2 separate regions of the Mus musculus genome follow, and region 1 is linked to region 2. A link is a contact called in ENCODE Hi-C data. All regions are on one chromosome and are shown on one strand. The core of a region is the stretch at or near the end of the contact, and the rest is flanking DNA. Distances in the headings are between cores, read along the strand shown.

The links. Hi-C counts contacts between places; a loop is a spot of excess contacts on that map.
Region 1: a map of left cerebral cortex shows a loop between it and region 2 (2.4-fold over the local background). The contact joins the promoter of Tnfsf18 here to the enhancer-like site in region 2. A Hi-C loop is called at or near these places in 3 of 37 maps with a recorded cell type or tissue (heart and left cerebral cortex).

What each region holds. Positions count from the first base shown.
Region 1 is chr1:161,493,019-161,496,071 of GRCm38, forward strand. It overlaps Tnfsf18 (tumor necrosis factor (ligand) superfamily, member 18), which reads left to right and starts at 1,639. Exons shown (of 3, transcript NM_183391.3): 1 at 1,639-1,829. The coding sequence starts at 1,695.
Region 2 is chr1:161,451,430-161,454,360 of GRCm38, forward strand. No RefSeq gene overlaps it. Among named protein-coding and RNA genes, the nearest start is that of Tnfsf18, 42 kb to the right of the region's middle. Within about 2 kb of position 1,393, at least 1 of the 3 ENCODE cell types and tissues checked has a DNase peak (open chromatin) inside an H3K27ac peak, as active enhancers do; it is left cerebral cortex, where a contact is called at or near this core.

The sequences.
Region 1 (3,053 bases), core at 389-2,888, 42 kb after region 2:
ATGTTATCCCCTTTCCTGGTCTCCCTCCAAAAACCCCCTCTTCTTATCCCCTCCCCCTCTCCCTGCTCACCAACCCACTCCCACTCCCACTTTCTGGCCCTGGCATTCCCCTACACTGGGACATTGAGCCTTCACAGGACCAAGGCCTCTTCCTCCATTAATGACTGACTAGGCCATCCTCTGCTCCATATGTAGCTGGAGCTATGAGTCCCACCATGTGTACTCTTTGGATGGTGGTTTAGTCTCTGGGAGCTCTGGGGGTACTGGTTAATTCATATTGTTGTTCCTCCTGTGGAGCTGTAAACCCTTCAACTCCTTGGGTCCTTTCTCTAGCTCCTTCATTTGGGACCCTGGGCTCCTTCCAGTGGATGACTGTAAGCACCCACATCTGTATTTGTCAGGCACTGGCAGAGCTTCTCAGGAGACAGCTATACCAGGCTCCTAGCTGCAAGCACTCACAAACCACATGAAACTCAAAAAGTAAGACCAAAGTGTGGATGCTTCAATCCTTCCTAGAAGGGTGAACAAAATACCCATGGAAAGAGTTATACAAACAAGGTGTGGAACAGAGACTGAAGGAATGACCAGCCAGAGACTGCCCCACCTGGGGATCCATCCCATAGACAATCACCAAACCCAGACACTATTGCGGAAATAACTTTTTAAATGATAGTTTTATTTCTACTCAGTGTTAGAATTGGAATTTGGTTCCAACATGGTCCAAGTTTGAGAAAATTGACCATCATGTTATTTACTAATGTTTGCTAAATTCTAGTAATATATTTGCAGGTCTTTTTAAAAAATATATTTATTTTATATTTATACATTTTTGCCCACATATATGTATGTGTATCATGTGTGTCTGATCCCTTGAGGGTCAGAAGATGGAGTTGGATTCCCCGGCACTGGAGTAATAGGCAGTTGTTAAACACCACACTGTGGCTGGGAACTAGACTTCGATCCTTTGCAAGAGGAACGCATGCTCTTACTTGCCAAGCCATCTCTCCAGCCCCCAGCTGCAGCTTTATTTCAAGTCTATTTCAGAATAAACACATTTTGTAACTGGGAATTGTGTGTGTGTGTGTGTGTGTGTGTGTGTGTGTGATTATAGCTTTGATTTGATGTTTTAAAACTCCCACCTAGGTGCGATTGACAAAACTCGTGTATCTCTAAAATGGTACCTATGTGAAGTCTGCAGTGTGATGACTTCACGAGAACCGTGTTGTTTAAACCACGCATCCTCACTCTTCAGCTCCTCACCTCTCTGACTTACCCAGTCGTTATATCTGCAGTAGGACAAAACTTAGTTTTAGATTTTATTTAGTCTTATAAGTTGTTTTCTTACTTGGAAATAATTTGGAATGCATAGCGTCTTACAGCAGCCGAGGCTGGCTGTGCATGCACACAGTACTTCCTCTTGCTTGAGGAAAGACTTTTTTCCTTCTGAACTTCCCTTGTAGTGGCTTCTGTCCCCCCTCCCGTGTTTCTGTTGGCTCTAAGCCTTCTCATTCCTTTGTATGTTTGGCCTGGTGCCACGATGACAGCGAGTGCTTAGCAGTGTTCCAAAGGAAAACTCCACCTCCTACACCCACGGGGCTAATTACTATAAAACATGACATTGCATCGTTCATCCATCACTTGTGGGTATCTGCTTTCCCCAGTTCTCATTCCATCAGAGAACGAGTTCTAGCCTCATGGAGGAAATGCCTTTGAGAGAATCAAGTCCTCAAAGGGCAGAGAGGTGCAAGAAGTCATGGCTCTTGTGCATAGTGGCTCTGTTACTGATGTTGCTCTGTTCTTTGGGTACACTGATCTATACTTCACTCAAGGTAAGGTGGTCATAGAGTCTACAGCTGCTAATTATATCATATAAAGGTTATTTATTTGTTAGTCTGGTTATTATCACTGCCATTCAGCATTGCTAGAGGTAGTGGGAAGGAAGACATTTGACAGTACAAACAGTGTAAGCAATTTAAGCCTTGTAATGACATGGCTCTTCAAATGTGTTTTTATTCATCGAATGTTTTAAGACAAAAGACACTAGAAAATACTATATATTCTCTGTAGGTGTGAGCTAGATAGAACTACATGTTTAAACTGAGCCTTTAGGTGTCTGTGGAAGTTCTTTTGTCCTTCCTGGGACTCTACTAGAACCTTCTTGATTGGCAAAGAAAAGACCTGAACCATGGTACTAATCTTCGGGTAACCCCAGACAAGCTGTAGTCTCATTGGGGGAAGAGATACAAAACAGTAATGGGGGACAGTGACAGGAAGCAACTGCATGCTGAGGAAGGGCATGGTGTCAAAGTAGAAAAAAAGGAAATCCTGGGTTCCAGTTCTAGATTAGCCTCCCCATAACCAGCTGTGCAAATTTGAGTAAGTTGTATCGTTGTTCTGATTCTAGTTTTTAGGTCTGCAACATGGTGATAAGGGAATGGCTCTGTTTACTTGGCATCCTGCTAGCTGTAATTATAGCGCGCAGTAATTGACCTAGGAGAAGGATAAACCATATAGTTGTGGTTTATGAGGGGAATAACTTTGGGCTTGGGTGACCAGGGAAGGCTTCATGGAGGAGGGAGGAGCACATGTCTGTTTGGGAAGCCCCTGATGGTTATCAGGAATTTCCCATTGAACTCTAGTGTAAATTGTGGGTCTAGATGGGATATGAACTGGAAATGTATATCAATTAGGTTTTTCTAGAAGTGTTCTCTCATACAGAACAGCCAGGGCTGCAGAGAGAGAGAGAGAGAAAAAAAAACAGCAAAAACCAAACCAAAACAAACAGACAAAAAAAAAAAAAAACAACAAAACAAAACAAAACAAAAAAAACCAAAAAAAGCATTGACCAGAAAAGCCAGAAAGGAATCAAATATTAAATAAGACATTATATAATTCAAGGGTTGGCCTATTTATATTAAAATATACTAAATCTTGGGCAGAATTAAATGACGCATAGCTGTGTAAGAAAGGGTTGTGATGTGAGCCCAGGAACATTTTTCTAAAGAGACCAACCAGAGATGGTCTTAAAGGTATGGTTCTATATTGGCAAGATA
Region 2 (2,931 bases), core at 143-2,642:
CGCTTGGATAGTGCAGGCTTTGTCACGTACTCTCTGTTTCCTGTAGTTTCCCATGTCTCATTCACATTTTAAATCACTATGGGAATGATCTTTTGCCTTTTAGGATTATAATGAGTCAAAGAGTCACCTTTAGACATCTCAGTGCCTCTGCACCTGCACCGCTGACGTCAGCTAGCTATAGTCACCTTGGGGGCAGTGATTTATCCATCCATTTTCTTTGCCAAGATGTTTTTCATCAAGTACTAATTCCTTTAGACCTTCTGGACTTTACTCCAATAATTCGAATTTGAAAAATAAGTTTGGAATATTTGGTGGGAAAAAGAAATGCAGGTTGTTACACAGTTTTTCTTCTGCAAACTCTCCCTTAAGGTGCAAGTGCAGGCTAACTATGTTTGGAATGCAAGAAAGAATCTCAGGAATCAAGTGAGAACACACTGATTATCAGCCAATCATCCCTTTTAGGCTTCAAGATTGAGCAAACTTGTGGAGTTTAAGGTTGGGGTGTGGAATGTTCTACTTGAGAAATTTCCCATTCATTGTTGTTAGCACAGGCCAGTACCTGGGAAGCTACTTGGGAAAAAAAAAACGCACTGGGGTGTGTTCTGTGTTGATGACTTGTTCTCTTTCATTCACAAGAACTTGGCTGAGCTCTCACCACATCTAGGCAGTGGCTAGTCAGTCTGTAAAAATATGTAAACAGAAGCAGGAAGCTAAAGAAGTAGACTGCAGCAGAGAGAAGATTAACTATTGTAAAGAAGGGAAAGCCAACGAGAAAGGGGTCATGTAGAGAAGACAGCTGGGCCTCTGCATCTGAATCATAGGATGTTAATCACTAAAGTCCTCAAACTGGGAGATTTCTTAATATGAATGTATACCAGAATCAAGGCCAAGCTAGTTTGGGGAAAATCAAAATCCAGATTCAAATTTCCATGGTATGCCTCTTAAATATGTTGGGTTGTTCTTTCCCAAAGTGTGCTTTTGTGAACTCCTCCACTTGCTTACATAAGAAGAAATGTAACCATCCTGGCAGGAGTGAAACTATTCTAAAATGAGATATTCTTAATCTTCCCTTTGGCTACCAGACTATTGAAATTATAGTTCCCAAAGAATGGGAATTTCCCCCAGAGATCTTACACTGAGAGAAGAGGCAGGATGAAGCCTGGTGCTAGCCAGAGAAGGAACTTGTCTCCCAGGAAGAGATTCACACAGTACGGACAATTTGTGAGACCACCTGCAGGAGAGACAGGAACACAGACGGACTTGCTAATGGTGGCTTGGCTATAACCTAGAGCAGGACTGCTTAGTTATTTATGGAAACCTCTTGCCTTCTATTTAAGCCTAAAACTCTTGTCTAGACCCCAGAGGTACACTTGAGTCTCTTATGGACAGGTAGGAGGGAGAGAGAGGAGAGGAGGCATCACATTAGCATATGAATGAAGCTAGTTCTCAGAAGTTCTGGAAACTCTCTCCACCAGGGAAAAGCCCACAGTCTTCGAACTCAGGAGAAGGAAGGCAACATGAATAATACCAAAAATGGGTCATGACTCTTATGAATCCATGCACCTCCCCGCACCCCACCTCTGTCTTGCTGGCCTACTACCACCCTTGAAAGTGCTCTCCTATCTGTCTCCATTTCTGCCTTTCTCTTATCTGTCCTGGGTTCTGTTCTTTCTCCCAGAAGCAGAGAATCTTGAAATCGCAGCAGGTGCTCTCATAACTTCGAGCCACACCTGTGAAACGGACCCTCTTTATCTGTTCCTCTTGCAAATGTGATAATACTGAATAACTCTCCTTTCTCGGCTTCTCACAATTATTTTTTTCTAATTGACCTGCTAAGGGTTCAGGCTCTGACCCAGGTCCCATAACAGACACCCCCACCCCCTGCACCCCTCAGGACACAGAGTCAGTTAAGGATAATGGGGAAGATTCGAAACACTAGGATTGGTAAATACTCTTCTAATTAGGCACTTTTGGGGCTCAGAAAACCACACTGCATTTTGTACTTTGACACTGAACTGTAAGGGCTCTCTGATCTCCTCCTCTTCAGCTGTTAAGTTTTTCCTCTGTCCCTCGAAGTACAGGGAGGAATTTTCTCTGTAATTCCTCTATCTGTCTAAAACAGAAATTAATTGTCATGTATTCGTCCCCTAGAACTTTACCAACTAGAGTTGACTGTTTCAATGGTTAGGCAACAGCATCATCAGACTATTTATTGTCCATTTTCATGATGGAGTTTCTGAGAAAGCTCTTGTGATGTTCAAGACCCTTTATCTTCATAAAGCTATCCCCTCCCACTACAAATTTGAGTGTTCCTATAAATTTTTGCCATTTCCTCTTAAAAAAAACCCTCTAAATTCCTATTCTTTTAAAAATTGCATATGTCTATATGTGAATATGTGTATGGGTACTCACCATGCCAGAGGATGTCACAGGATCACCTGGAGCTAGAGTTACAAGTGGTTGTCAGCCACTTGACCTAAGACCTAATGACTGAACTCTAGTCTTTTTAAGAACATTAAGCACTGTTAAACCATTGAGCGATCTTTCTATGCCCAAAGTCCCTATTGTTTTCCGTAGTCTTAGATGCTTAAAATTCTCAAACATATGATTCTTCCTTGATTCTGTTATTTTGCAGCATAGTATTCATATGCATTGTGGTGGTTTGAGTAAGAATGGCCCCTGTAAGCTCATATTTGAATGCTTAGTTACCAGGAATTGGCACTATTTGAAAGGATTAAAAGGATTAGGAGGTGTGGTCTTGTTGGAGGAAGTATGCTGTTGGGGCGGGATTTCGGGTTTCACAAGCCCACACCAGGCTCAATGCCTCTCTCAGCTACCTGGGGATTAGGATTAGCTCTCATCTACTTCTCCAGCATCATGCCTGTCATACCTGCCATCACAGAACAGTAACAGACAGAAATTAGTCCCAGG